Linked DNA regions of Homo sapiens: regions 1, 2, 3 and 5 are each linked to region 4. The links are chromatin contacts, found by Hi-C or POLR2A ChIA-PET in ENCODE. All regions are on one chromosome and are shown on one strand. Each heading gives the region's core, a stretch centred on a gene start or an enhancer-like site at or near the end of the contact. The rest is flanking DNA. Distances are from core to core; before and after follow the strand shown. Region 1 overlaps FKBP5 (FKBP prolyl isomerase 5). Region 2 overlaps FKBP5 (FKBP prolyl isomerase 5). Region 3 holds the start of FKBP5 (FKBP prolyl isomerase 5). Region 4 holds the start of DEF6 (DEF6 guanine nucleotide exchange factor). Region 5 overlaps FKBP5 (FKBP prolyl isomerase 5).

Region 1 (2,700 bases), core at 92-2,591, 290 kb after region 4:
AGACAATACTTAAATTTTGTCATAGTCTTAGGCCTACCACTCCTTTTTTGGATGCTACAAAAAAAAAAGAATAAAGTCCTCACCAGTTTCAGGTCGGCATTTTCTTTCTGTCACTGCCTTTTCTCTTGCTGGTCTTTGAGGACAGGCAGCATTGTCCTCTCCCTTTTGGAATATTCAGGGTTTAGCACCAAGAGGTCTTTAATAAAGGTTTGTTGAGTAAATATTGAAATCAAAGGAATGTAAATATGGAATCAAGACTTTTTCTAAAGTGGTGTGGTGGCTCACGCCTATAGTCCCAGCACTTTGGGAAGCTGAGGCAGGAGGATCTCTTAAGTCCAGGAGTTCGAAGCTGCAGTTAGCTATGCTTGTGCCACTGCACTCCAGCCTGGGTGACAGAGTAAGACCCTCTCTCTCTAAAAACAATACCAACAACAAAACCTTTTGCTATCATTGGGAGCAAAAAATGTGTGGGTGGAAATGAAAAGTGTTGTTTCACTGAGATGAGATAGGAAGGACAGGCATTTCCCCTGTCATGCCTCATTTCTTCATCCTCTCTCCTCCTCCCTCTCTAATGCATTGATTAACTTAACTTTTCTGATTATCTCCTAATATATTGTATAGGGAAAGAAAAGAAGAGCCAGGGAGGACAAAAACCTAGATCTTAACATTTCAATAAGTTCTGAATAATCAGAATGGTAGAAGGCCATGGTAAAACAAAACAAAACACAAAAAACAGGTATTAGACTTCTTAATAGTTCCTTCACATAGGGCATTTTAATTTTTTGAAAGCTCTTGCATATATATCATGTAACTTTATTTAGACTTCAACTTCCAATTAGCGAAAAGTCTGTCTTGTACTCCCTGCTTCTGAGGTACTAAAGCAGTTCTCAACTGGGGGGTGATTTTGCCCCCCAGGGAACACCTGGCAGGTCTGGAGGCATTTTTAGTTGTCATAACTGGGTAGGATGCTACTGGCATCTAATGGGCAGAGGCCAGGAATGCTGCTAAATATTCTACAATGCACAAGACAGCCCCACACAATCAAGAATTATCCCACTCCAAATGTTGATAGTACTGAGGTTGAAAAATTCTGCACTAAAGGAAAGAGATGAAAGACAGGGTGGACTCTTCTTAGGAATTTTTTTTAAAACATCAAATCCTAGAGTCATAAACGGCTTGTTTCTAAATCACATTACTGGTATCTTGGAACAGCAAGGGTGGTGAAAATATAGCAAAGCCCGATTTATCTGAAGAGTTTAGAGGTTGAACAATTCTCCTCAACTAGTTTGTTTTAGAAATGCTTTCTTCCCAGGAGAAGCACAAGGGGGCGCAAGAATCCCACATCACTTCAGTGTTCTTAGCCTTCTTGCCACTCTGCTGCCAAGTCAGAAAAAAGAAAAACACTGACCAGGTGTGAGTTAATGCTCCTGTCCTGCAGAACACTGTCAGCTATGAGGGCAAAAATCGTGTCTGTTTAACTCGCTTGCACAATGCCTGGCTTAATATTATGCTGTTACCTGTACTTAATAATTATTTTCAGAGCCAAATAGAGTTCTCTATTTTTCTTCTCTTTAGTATTCAGAGGTTGAAATGAGGACTTTACATCTTCAATGGCAAAATCATTCCCACTTAAAAGCTGAGTACAATTCAATCCTACTCAGGAGAGAGGCTTTACCCATTTAGGTATAAACCAAACCAACAGATCAATGGAAACAGAATTCCAATATGCAGATGGCATGAAATACAGATCTTTAGTTCAGCCCATCTCTGCTCTCACCTACACATCTGGACTCTGTGCAAATGCATAACATGCCAAGTCAGACACCCTGGAAAGACAAGGCCCGGGAGGGCAGTATGGCAGATTGAAACCTGCCCTGAGTTGGGAAGGGAATATGTACAGGAAACTATCTACTAACCATTTTGAAGTTTTACAGCTAACGCTAGGACTACTGCTGGGATCTTTTACCTATAATTATAAAGGTGCCTCCAGGGAAGTTTTTAGTGGTACAAAATGTTCAGAGACATTCTGGGAGAAAAGTCTCAGGTCAGTGGTTTTGAACCTTTCATTAATTTTTCCCCAATGGACTAATGTTTTGAAAAATTTTGCCTATCAAATTCCATGTTAAAAATAATTTTTTCCATGTGTGTGACTGCTGATCCAGATTTTATCCAAAGATTGGTAATTTTAAGTAGGTTCATAATAGTATCACTCTTGCAGTTGTGATGCTGATAAGCAACAAAGTTAAGTAACTGTACAGACACTCATTGCTTTCTGCTACTGATCACTAATTCTGGCCATCTCTCTGTATATATTCAGAACACAGCTATATGACAGATGGCTTCATAACATTATTTCATTACCAATAATGTTCTCCAAAATTCTGTATCATAGCACCGATTAGAGCCTCTGAATAGCTGAGCTGTTTTACTACACTGAATCGATATAATTCTAGTCAAAGGCCAAAAGCCTCAAATCTTCCCAAACTGTTAATATTCTATTTGGAAGTATTGAGGAAATATATAAAATATAGTTAAGGATTTTTATGGACTTCGGAAATATAGAAAATACTGTTAAGGACTCACGATCTTAAGAAATTTTGTAGAAACATTTTTCCCTCTAGTGTATTATGTATTTGGATATACAAATAACCCACTTGGAATCTTACTTGAATAGTTTAGAAGTATCCAATATACCTCAAT
Region 2 (2,700 bases), core at 185-2,684, 310 kb after region 4:
CTCACTACAACCTCCACCTCCCGGGTTCACGCCATTCTCCTGCCTCCCAAGTAGCTGGGACTACAGGCGCCCGCCACCATGCCCAGCTAATTTTTTGTATTTTTAGTAGAGATGGGGTTTCACCATGTTAGCCAGGATGGTCTCGATTCCTGACCTCGTGATCCACGTGCCTCGGCCTCCCAAAGTGCTGGGATTACAGGCGTGAGCCACCGTGCCCGGCCCGTGTTTTCTTATTTTTTAAAACAATTTTTGCTCAATTGATGAAGTTTTCCTTGTTCCTCTATTTCCCCACTCCACATGGGGTGATTTGGAAATTCTACATGCTATTCTTACTAGTACTTTCCATTAAAGTCTGAACAAATCATTTAAAGATATATATATATACCTCTTTATCAATGTTCAGAATCAATCAGCATAAAGCATTCAATAAAATCCAACATCCCTTCATTATAAAAAACCCTCAATAAACTAAGCATCAAAGGAACATACTTCAAAATAATAAGAGCCACCTATGACAATATCTTTTTTTTTTTTTTTTTTTTTTTTTTTTTTGAGACAAGGTCTTATTCCATTGCCCAGGCTGGAGTGCAGTGGTGCAACCATAACTCACCGAAGCCTGTATCACCCAGGCTCAAGTGATCCTCCTGCATCAGCCTCCCAAGTAAGCTGGGACTACAGGTGCATGCCACTATGTGTGGCTAATTTTTTTTATTTTTAGTAGAGACAAGGTTTCACTATGCTGCCCAGGCTGGTCTTGAACTCCTAGGCTCATGCAATCCTCCTGCCTCGGCCTTCCAAAGTCTTGGGATTACAGGTGTGAACCACTGCACCCAGCCGTCAATATCATACTGAACGGGCAAAAGTTGGAAGCATTCCGCCTAAGAACTGGAAAAAAACAGGGTGTCCACTCTTAACAACTCCTATTCAGCATGGTACTGAGCCACAGCAATCAGTATGCGGCAAGTCCTAGCCTGAGCAATCAGGCAAGAGAAAGAAATAAAAGGCATCCAAATAGGAAACCAGACGTCTACCTCTCACCATATACAAAAACAAACTCAAGATGGATTAAAGGCTTAAATGTAAGGCCTGAAACTATATAAATCCTAGAAGAAAAGCTAGAAAATACTCTTCTGGACATTGCCTAGGCAAATAATTTATGATTAAGTCCCCAAAATCAAATGCAACAAAAAGAAAAACTGACAGTTGGGACCTAATTAAAGAGCTTCAGCACAGCAAAATAAGCTATCAACGAAGCAGATGGACAAACTACAGAATGGGAGAAAACATTTGCAAATTATGCATCTGACAAAGGACTAATATCCAGAAAAGAACTTAAACAAATCAACAAGAAAAAAGCAAATAGCCCCATTAAAAAGTAGGCAAAGGACACGAAGAAGCAGCCAACGAACATGAAAAAATGCCGAACATCACTAATCATCAGAGAAATGCAAATCAAAACCACAATGAGATACCATCTCACAACTGAGTCAGAATGACTATTAATAAAAAGTCAAGGCCGGGCGCTGTGACTCATGCCTTTAATCCCAGCACTTTGGGAGGCCGAGGCAGGCAGATCATGAGGTCAGGAGATCGAGACCATCCTGTCTAACACGGTGAAACCCCGTCTCCACTAAAAATATTTTAAAAAATTAGCCGGGCGTGGTGGTGGGCGCCTGTAGTCCCAGCTACTCGGGAGGCTGAGGCAGGAGAATGGCGTGAACCTGGGAGGCGGGAGTTGCAGTGAGCCAAGATCGCGCCACTGCACTCCAGCCTGGGCAACAGAATGAGACTCCGTCTCAAAAAAAAAAAAAAAAAAAAAAAAAAAAAAAAAAAAAGTCAAAAAAGAACAGATGTTGGCAAGGTTGTGGAGAAAAGGGAATGCTTAAACAGTGTTGATGAGAATGGAAATTAGTTCAGCTCCTGTGGAAAGCAGTTTTGGAAATTTCTCGAAGAACTAAAAATCAAAGTACCATTTGACCCAGCAATCCCATTACTGGGTATACAACCAAAGGAAAATAAATCGTTCTATCAGAAAGATAGCTGGCATTTACACTGACATGTTTACTGCAGCATTGTTTGTGTGTTTGTTTGTTTTTTGAGACAGAGTCTCACTCTGTTGCCCAGGCTGGACTGCAGTGGCAGAATCTCAGCTGACTACAACCTCCACCTCCCAGGTTCAAGCAATTCTGCCTCAGCCTCCCAAGTAGCTGGGACTACAGGCGCCCACCACCACACCCAGCTAATTTTTGTATTTTTAGTAGAGGCAGGGTTTCACCATGTTGGCCAGGCTGGTCTTGAACTCCTGACCTCAAATGATCCACCCACCTCAGCCTCCCAAAGTGCTAGGATTACAGGCATGTGCCACCACGCCCAGCCTGTTTTGTTTTGAGACAGGGTCTCGCTTTGTTGCCCAGGTTAGACTGCAGTGGTATAAATGTGACTCAAATGATCCTCCCACTACAGCCTCCTGAGTAGCCGGCACTACAGGCATGCACCACCATGCTTGGCCTTTTTTTTTTTTCTGTAGAAATGGGGTCTTACTATGTTGCCCAGTTTGGTCTTAAACTCCTGGGCTCAAGTGACCATCCCACCTTGGCCTCCCAAAGTGCTGGGATTACAGGCATGAGCCACACACAGCACTTACTCTTAAGCACAGTTATATTCTTAATAGCAAAGACACGGAGTCAACCTAGGTGTCCA
Region 3 (2,700 bases), core at 78-2,577, 390 kb after region 4:
AATGGGAAGACAATGAAAATAAACACTCCTGTCTACACTCAGAGAGGCAAAGAAAGCTCCCATTCAGTAGTAAGCCTTATTCCACTGGAAAACATACTCCTGAAAAGTAAATCCAAAACCACGAGCTCAAACTGCTTCATGCAGAATTTACTGAACGGCGGCCAAACGCTGAACACACTGTCCTGAACCACACTGAAGGGTATCTACAATTCTGCATCTCCGCTTACAACTTGAAACTTACTACGCTTTCGCCACCACTGCAGAACCCGATTTTAGAGACTACGATGGTCCTGCCGGTTCGTTAATCGAAGAAAGCCACTCTGCACCCTGACGCTCGTAGTGTCTTTTTGGTAATACTGGTTTTTGACTCTTATACTGTGACCGGTGCACCTTTTTGGACGACCAATAAGGCGGAAGACGTTTTCACGTCCCAGAACAGAAGAGCATAAGGAGCCCTGGCACAGCGTTCAGCCGCTTCGGTATGGCCTGGGAGTGACGCGGATCACCTGTTAGACGGCGCTGCGCGGACTCCTCCACAAGCGGCCGACAGCGGCGATGCGGTTCCCCAACGCTTGTCCCGAGGCGGCAGGTGAAGGCGGGGACCGCCCGTCCACACCCGGAGCGCGGCCACCCCGCCACCATCCCCTTCACAGCCCCGCCAGGTGGGCGAATCCGCCCCGCGCCCGCGGCGTCCCGGCGCTCGGCTCGCCCTGGGGTCCGGTTGTCCCGGCGCCCGGACCCGAAAGCGAAGTTTGGCTCCCGCCCGCAGCGGTGCCGGCTGAGGGTCCGGCCGCCTGTCCGGGGAGAGCCGGGGGCCAGAGACCGGAGGCGGAGCGGGACCTGTCATCCCGGGCGGGAAACAAAAGCCCAGTGAGGACGGGCGGGCGCGACCCGCCTCGCCTCTGCCGGGAGAGGCCGGCGGGGGCGGAGAGCGGCGCCCGCGGTCACTAGTCTCCGCGCCTCCCGCGGGGAGCACCGGCCCCGCGGCCCCTGGGGCGCGGCGAGGGGCGCCGCAGTGGGGCCGAGGCCTCCCGCGCGCTCCCCTCGAGGCTTCCGGACCCCGCTCCCCCGCGACACGCGGCTCCTGGGCTGCGAAGCCGCGTGGGGGTGGGAGCTGAGGCAGCGAGTGCGACCGCGGCGGGACCTGGAAGGAGGGCGTTCGGCTCCCGGGGCGCCGCGGCCGGCCGCCCCATCTCCGTGGCCATGGCGCCGGTACCTGTCGCCGCGGGGGCTCGCCGACTCCGTCACTCTCCGCCTTGCCCGTGCTCCGCTAACCCTTCAGCCCGCCCAGCAGGCCGCCCGCGCGCCGGACACCGCCGCCCGAGACTGGCAGCGCCCGCGAGCCGGCCCGAATCCCCGGGGCAGCGCCCGGCGCCGTCCCGCCCCAGCCGGCCGCAGGACCCGCCTTCCATAGGGCCCCGGGGCTGTCAGTCCGCCCCCAAAAGGCGCGCGGGCTGTCGATCCGCCTGTCCGGATTGGTGGCCGCGCGCCGTCCATGCAAATGAGGCCCCGCCCCCATCATTTGCTCCTCCACCTCCCCACGCCAGCCCACGTGTCTGGCCCTTGCCCTTTGTGGGGGCCATAGAGAAGGGATGGTGGAAACTGACACCCCCTCACATCTCTTACCTCCCGAGAAATTAATGCCTAAGCAAGCTAGTTGACTTCCCATCTGTATCGTCTCTCTGAAGGCACTGCCCCTCCTATCTGTCCACAGGGCCTACCTAGAGGCCGGAGAGGGGCAGGCCAGGCTGTTTGTTAGGTCAGCTGGCCAGGTTAGCCCTAGGAAGCAACCCCATTAAGTCTAAGATGCCCAGTCGGGACTGGGGAAATCCCACCTCGAGAACCAATTTAGCAGATATCACCTCCCTCTGGACACCCAGTGACTGTAAAGACCATACTTTCTCTTGGCTTGCTACCTTTCAAGCAGGAGATCCCAGGAGATTAAAACAGGAAGAGGCCTTACGGCTGAGTTCGGCCAGGTGGGGTGGCTCACGCCTGTAATCCCAGCACTTTGGAAGGCCGAGGTGGGCGGACCACGAGGTCAAGAGATCGAGACCATCCTAGCCAACATGGTGAAACCCCGTCTCTACTAAAAATACAAAAATTAGCTGGGCTTGGTGGCGCGCGCCGTCCCAGCTACTCGGGAGGCTGAGGTAGGAGAATCGCTTGAACCTGGGAGGCAGAGGTTGTAGTGAGTCGAGATCACGCCACTGCACTCCAGCCTGGTGACAGAGCAAGACTCCATCTCAAAACAAAAACAAAAACAAAACGGCTGAGTTCTTCCGCCAACTCCGAAAGGTAGACTGCCAACCAGATGGCTACCTCTGAGTTACTCCCATAGAGATGCAGGAGCTGCACCTGGGCCTTAGGGAATCTCTAATCAACTCTCTCATTTTTAAGGAAACAGAAACCTGATGTCCCATAGCTAGTTACACGTGGGACCTAATAGTTACCTATGGAAACCTAATATCCCATAGCCAGATTAGAACTCATGTCTCCTGGCTCCAAACCTGCTCTCTTTGCACTATACTGCATTCAAACATTTATGAAGAGCCTCGTCCAGAAATCGCCATGCTGCCTTCAAGAGATGATGCCTGGGCGCCGGGCGCGGTGGCTTACGCCTGTAATCCCAGCACTTTGGGAGGCCGAGATGGGCGGATCACCTGAGGTCGGGAGTTCGAGACGAGCCTGACCAACATG
Region 4 (2,700 bases), core at 176-2,675:
AGGCTGGGGGACACCTTTGCCAAGGTTACTGAGATTCAAGGAGCAGAGTCTGATGCCTCTGGAGCTGAAGTCTTGGCTCTATTACCCAGCTCTGGGGGTGCCCACCTAGGTGCCTAGGACTGTGCTGTGGGATTTCAAAGCCACAATCAGACCCCACTGAAAAGTGAGTTGGTGAGACCAGATCAGCTCCAGGGGGAAGAAGGGATACAGGGGAAGGCACTTGATGGGAAGAAGCTCTGGGTTTGACTCTGCCTACACAGGAACATTGCAGGGATTGGTGGTGCCTCTTTTCCTCTCTCTGCTGTGATGGATATGCCCCAACCCCTTCCTGCCTCCTAGGATTGGAACCCCCTCCTCTGATCCAGGCATCCTCTCCCAGGATGCCTAGAAAGCTCCCATTTACTCTTGCCACCAGCTCCTTGGGAAGAGAGGGGCGGGGGCGTGCTTCCAGGCAGGAGGTATTCCCAGCACCTTACTTGGAGGGATTTTTATTTGGCTTAGGGGGTAGGGGGAGGTGTCTTAGAATTGGCCTGAGCAGATGTCTTCAACATCTGTGACCACCATTCCTGGTGTGGGCGTGTCCCAGTCCTTTTGGACACTGGATCTGAAGAAAGGAAGCACTGACATGGAGGGCCCTGAATCCCAAGCCTGCTGCTGCTGGGACCCTTAAAGTTGAGGTGCACCACAAGGCTCACCCCCATGTGTTTCAGGAAGTTTCCAGTGTCTTCAGGGCTACTGGGGCTAGAGTGGGCAGTGCTCTGAGTACCGTTTAGAGCCAGTGCTGAGGGGATAGGGAGCCAGCAAGTCAAGTGCCACATCCTGACCTGGAGAGGTGCCCTGGCCCATTTCCTTCTCCAGCTTTGTGATGTTGCCTTTGTTTCCTTCCACTTGGATGGAGTCCCACCACCATGGTAATGTTAAGTAGCACCAAAAGCTCTACCCAGAGCCTACTATGTGCTTTACGTCCATTCTCAGACATTCTTACAACACGGAGGCATTTTTCCTGCTTTACAAATGAGGAAACTGCTCAAGGAGGTTAAGTAACTTACCCAAGGCCTCCTATGTTGAACTAGGACTGGACCTTTACTCTGTCTGACCCCAATATCAGGATGAGCTTGCTTTTTCCCTCAGCAAGCTGCGTCTGGGAGCCCTGGAAGGCTCCAGAAGCCTCCGGGTCTGAGGAGGCTTCTAAAAGGGCCTCACATGCCCCGGGAGCCACGTGGATACAGAACGAGGGTTCCCGCTCTCGGAGAGTTGGTCCCCAGTTCCCATGCAGGGAGTGGAGCCTCTGAGCACTGCCAGAACAACAGGCAGGGTTCTCGACAGCACAGAGCCTCACGCAATGTGCAGGCAGGTGGTGCTCTCGCTCCACCACGGCACCTCTGCGGTCTCTGCAGCCGTTTGCATTTCCTGAAACCGGATCTTAGTGTCAGAGCCGCCCCCAGCCGGGCGGGCGCCTCAGCCATGGCCCTGCGCAAGGAACTGCTCAAGTCCATCTGGTACGCCTTTACCGCGCTGGACGTGGAGAAGAGTGGCAAAGTCTCCAAGTCCCAGCTCAAGGTGAGGGGCACCCGGGACCCGGGGGAGGACGGCAGATGCACCACACCAGCCCCTGCCGCCTGGGAGCCAGGTGTGGACACTGTGCCACTCCAGGGGCACCCAGCCATCCAGCGTCCCGGGCCTGGGGTCGGGGGGCTGGTCCTGGGTAACTGGGCCAACGTAGCCTGGTAGATGCCGCTGCCCACCCTCCAGAGACCTAGTGAAGTGTGTGCAGAAACCTTGCGCAGAACTGGGCCCCACAACTGGAGGCCAGGAGGTTCTGAGGGCCATTATGGGGTTCTGAGGGCCAGGAGCCAGGCCACATCCCAGACTCTGTGTGATGAGCACACACACCTCCACAGAGTCATGCTTGGGCACGCAGTGTGCTCTTTCTTGCTGCTTCCTCCTGACTTTCAAGAGAAACAGTTAGCCAGTGCTTGGCAGTCATTTCCTCTGGAGCTGAGAGAGGCATAAAGGGGCCGCCCCCAGTCCCAAACCTGTCTGGCCTGTCTAACCCTGCCCGCCAGGTGGGACAGAGCTGCGGAGTGGGTGAGGACTGAGGACCCTATTATACTGCTACGCAGCTCACCCCCCTATCCACCACACATATCAGGTTGGGAAACTTACCTTAGGCCTTGAGACCTCAGGTAGGGAAGGGGGAGAATCTAAGCCCAGGAAAATCCCAATCAATGATTGTCCTGAAGTCAATCATCTGGCCTAGACAATTTCTGGGAGGCCAAGGAGTTTTTCTCTCTCTTCCTCTAGTCCTCCAGTAGTGCTGCCTTCCCTACCCTAGTTAGTGGGGAGGAAGCAAGGCCCTCAGCCACTAGAATCAGCGAACACTGGGGGAAAGGAGCAAGGTAGGCCTCAGCTCTCTAGGACCTGCCATAGGGGTGCCTTCGTTCACTCTGCAAGTACTTGAGTGCCCCTCGTGAGGCTCTGTGCCTGGCATGTGGCTAGGCACTAAACTGGTGTCTCCCTGCCCCATCCTCCAAAGGAGACGTGTGGTCTCAAGGAAACCTCCATTCTTAATGACCGAGGTAGAGGGTGCTGGATACCTGAGAGATGAATGGGACAGAACAGTTATTGTGCCCCACCACCGTTCCAACCCCCTACTTTACTGAACTTGGATGTGAGGAACTTGAATATCCCAAACTGGTC
Region 5 (2,700 bases), core at 20-2,519, 370 kb after region 4:
TCCCTCTTAGGCTAGGCCCAGTGTCCATTTTTTGCCAGTCAGTGCTTTCTATCCCTTTGGCTACCACAACAGTTCAGGGGTAAACACACAACCCTAACAGACCAAAACCAAAATCAATCCTGAAAAGAGTCTAATTTTAATGAAACTATTAAATTGATTATAATTAAGTGACATGTAATACAGCTAAAAATCCTTTTAAAAACTTTGTAATAAATGGAATTTTCACTTAATGTGGCCCCTAAATGTTCTGTGTGACTACAATTTCATATCATAAAACTGGAATGGAATAGTTATAAGTCACCTCTTTTGTTGTTTTTTTTCTTCTTTTTTTTGTATTATTATACTTTAAGTTTTAGGGTACATGTGTTTTGTTTTGTTTGTTATTATTATACTTTAAGTTTTAGGGTACATGTGAAGTCACCTCTTTTGTTAAAATGCACAACAATAAAACAACAAAATATAATGACACAATTTCCATTTCTAAGAAACTATCAGAACTTCATGATTGTCTTAAAGAATTAGAATGTTAAATTCCTATCAATCACATCCTGTTAAAATACTAAGTATAGAAACAGTAAGAAAATGCAGCTCAACCAAGCATATACATTAGTCATATTTCCTCTGATAATTTTTTTTTATAACTTCAAAACTAAAGACTCCTGTAGGAAGTATTTTATAAGGAACCTAAAATGAAACAATATCTAAGAAAACACTTGAGATGCAATTAACTTTTCAAAAAAAGTTTGATCAATTAATCATTTTCTTCTCAACTCTAAGAAAGCTATAGACTGTATTAATAAATCACAGGAAAACAAAGTTAAATTCAGTGTATGAAAACAGAAGTTAACCATTAGAACTCCCTAAGACTGAAATAGGCTATCCTGTAAAACAGGGACCTCCTCTTCCTTGGAACTAAGCTAAAACTAAAACTCTGGAATTCTCTGGAAATAAGACATCCTTGAGGAATTCAATTGATGTGCCAGCTGTTTTGTTTCTTGAAAGAATATAGCTGAATACATACAATAATCTGTTGCCTTTTTTTCTAGCATTGCACAATATTCCTGGCCTACAATGCACATACTGTATCTATTATCATATTTAAGCATCTGATATGAATCCTTAATATTCATCTCTAATTAAATACATACATATTTCAGTTTTCAAAAGAGCATGGTTTTCAGTAAAGTATCATATATATGTTTTCCACAGTCTAAATACAATACATTTCCTGAACTTTTAGCTTTCAGTTTCCTGTTCGTCAGTGGCTACAGCTCTAGAGGCAATACATAAACACACCCCAGCCATGGTATTTCCACTTTTGACAACAGTGGACATGAACTTAATATGACCAATATAATTACAATGCATAGAATGGTACCTGATGGCTAAGACAGCAACAGAAGAAATTCAATAATTTTCAAAATTAGAAATATAAATTATGTTCCATATGTAAGAATTCACATAACAAACCTCTTATAACTTATGACTCAGAAAAAGTTTCTCTCTTCTGAAAAATTGAAAAAGCTTTCTTTACTGGACAATAACTATAAAAGTCACCCTGTTTCCTTTTTTCTCTTGCTTGCCAGGAAGCTCAGAGCTAAATTTAATGTTCAAACACAGAAACTATCTTGCCTCAGATTACTGGTATAAAGATTTCTTCCCATTCCCCCATTCTGCTCATTATTTCTCAAGTGATTTATGCTCATTTTCTGTCTTTGTTTTTAATGGTCTTTGCCTGTTTTGCTTTAATCACAAACTATCAAATCCTTTTCAATGAATAGGTTAATATAAATTATAAATTAAAGAAAACTTAATGACCTTAGTTTGTATCTTCACATCACTGCATAACTTGTTAATGCAATTTATAAAAAATGAAGGTTCTAAAAGGTATCTTTGCTGTTTTAGAGTTAATTATTTCACATGAATCATGATTCACGATTCACTTTTAGAAAAGCCAATGACAATTTTTTTAAATAAAAGAATGATAGAATGAAACAAGGATCAAAACTTAAAATTACTAAATTAGAGACACAGAATTAGGAGGATTCAAAATTTTTTAATGTTTTAAATTTACTAACAAAATTGGTCTGGCAAAGCTAGATAACTATCATAAAAAATTAACTTACATAAAGTGTATTAAATTCTCAGTGGGCACGGTGGCTCATGCCTGTGATCCTAACACTTTGGGAGGCTGAGGCGGGTGGATCACTTGAGGTTAGAAGTTCGCCCTGGCCAATATGGTGAAACCCCGACTCTACTAAAAATACAAAAAAAAATTAGCCGGGTGTGGTGGTGGGCACCTGTAATCCCAGCTACTCGGGAGGCTGAGGCACAAGAATCGCTTGAACCTGGGAGGCGGAGGTTGCAGTGAGAAAAGATCGTGCCACTGCACTCCAGCCTGGGCAACAAAGCAAGACTCCATCTCAAAAAAAAAAAAGAAAGAAAAGAAAAGAAAAGAAAAACTCATATACTGCTATCTGTGTCATTAGCTGCAGAGTAGACAACAGGTATAAAAATATTGAAATAGCCTAGGAATCTAAGAAAAAGGGAAAAAACTCAGTCACATATTTAAAAAATATAAATGCACACATACACATGAAAATATCTCATATATGGTAATACCAAAGTTTGTTAAATGGAGGTAAAAGCAAAGTATTAATGAAATTAATAAGCCAGGTGCAGTGGCTCATGCCTGTAATC

Evidence for each region. Hi-C counts contacts between places; a loop is a spot of excess contacts on that map. ChIA-PET counts read pairs that join two places held with the same protein, here RNA polymerase II (POLR2A). Pooled maps may share reads with other maps.
Region 1: a map of PC-9 shows a loop between it and region 4 (12-fold over the local background). The contact joins the enhancer-like site here to the promoter of DEF6 in region 4. A Hi-C loop is called at or near these places in 4 of 168 maps with a recorded cell type or tissue (B cell, MCF 10A, PC-9 and 1 more), 2 of 37 single-sample maps with no recorded cell type and 10 of 50 pooled maps. POLR2A ChIA-PET finds 5 or more read pairs at or near these places in 3 of 52 experiments (B cell, H1 and activated CD4-positive, alpha-beta T cell).
Region 2: a loop to region 4 is called in a pooled map, with 2.3 times the contacts of the local background. The contact joins the enhancer-like site here to the promoter of DEF6 in region 4. A Hi-C loop is called at or near these places in 3 of 50 pooled maps. POLR2A ChIA-PET finds 5 or more read pairs at or near these places in 4 of 52 experiments (CD4-positive, alpha-beta memory T cell, H1, activated CD4-positive, alpha-beta T cell and 1 more).
Region 3: a pooled map shows a loop between it and region 4 (5-fold over the local background). The contact joins the promoter of FKBP5 here to the promoter of DEF6 in region 4. A Hi-C loop is called at or near these places in 1 of 168 maps with a recorded cell type or tissue (naive thymus-derived CD4-positive, alpha-beta T cell), 1 of 37 single-sample maps with no recorded cell type and 8 of 50 pooled maps. POLR2A ChIA-PET finds 5 or more read pairs at or near these places in 1 of 52 experiments (CD4-positive, alpha-beta T cell).
Region 5: a pooled map shows a loop between it and region 4 (2.8-fold over the local background). The contact joins the enhancer-like site here to the promoter of DEF6 in region 4. A Hi-C loop is called at or near these places in 3 of 50 pooled maps. POLR2A ChIA-PET finds 5 or more read pairs at or near these places in 3 of 52 experiments (T-cell, activated CD4-positive, alpha-beta T cell and activated naive CD4-positive, alpha-beta T cell).

The regions. Positions count from the first base shown.
Region 1 is chr6:35,582,675-35,585,374 of GRCh38, forward strand. The region is part of intron 8 of FKBP5 (FKBP prolyl isomerase 5); the gene reads right to left. Among named protein-coding and RNA genes, the nearest start is that of LINC03135, 40 kb to the left of the region's middle. Within about 2 kb of position 1,342, at least 9 of the 41 ENCODE cell types and tissues checked have a DNase peak (open chromatin) inside an H3K27ac peak, as active enhancers do.
Region 2 is chr6:35,604,862-35,607,561 of GRCh38, forward strand. All of the region lies in intron 5 of FKBP5 (FKBP prolyl isomerase 5), which reads right to left. Among named protein-coding and RNA genes, the nearest start is that of MIR5690, 59 kb to the right of the region's middle. Within about 2 kb of position 1,435, at least 8 of the 41 ENCODE cell types and tissues checked have a DNase peak (open chromatin) inside an H3K27ac peak, as active enhancers do.
Region 3 is chr6:35,687,588-35,690,287 of GRCh38, forward strand. It overlaps FKBP5 (FKBP prolyl isomerase 5), which reads right to left and starts at 1,328. Exons shown (of 11, transcript NM_004117.4): 1 at 1,217-1,328. RefSeq lists enhancers at 268-337, 358-447 and a silencer at 708-1,557.
Region 4 is chr6:35,296,393-35,299,092 of GRCh38, forward strand. DEF6 (DEF6 guanine nucleotide exchange factor) reads left to right here and starts at 1,426. Exons shown (of 11, transcript NM_022047.4): 1 at 1,426-1,560. The coding sequence starts at 1,465.
Region 5 is chr6:35,668,307-35,671,006 of GRCh38, forward strand. All of the region lies in intron 1 of FKBP5 (FKBP prolyl isomerase 5), which reads right to left. Among named protein-coding and RNA genes, the nearest start is that of MIR5690, 4.9 kb to the left of the region's middle. Within about 2 kb of position 1,270, at least 8 of the 41 ENCODE cell types and tissues checked have a DNase peak (open chromatin) inside an H3K27ac peak, as active enhancers do.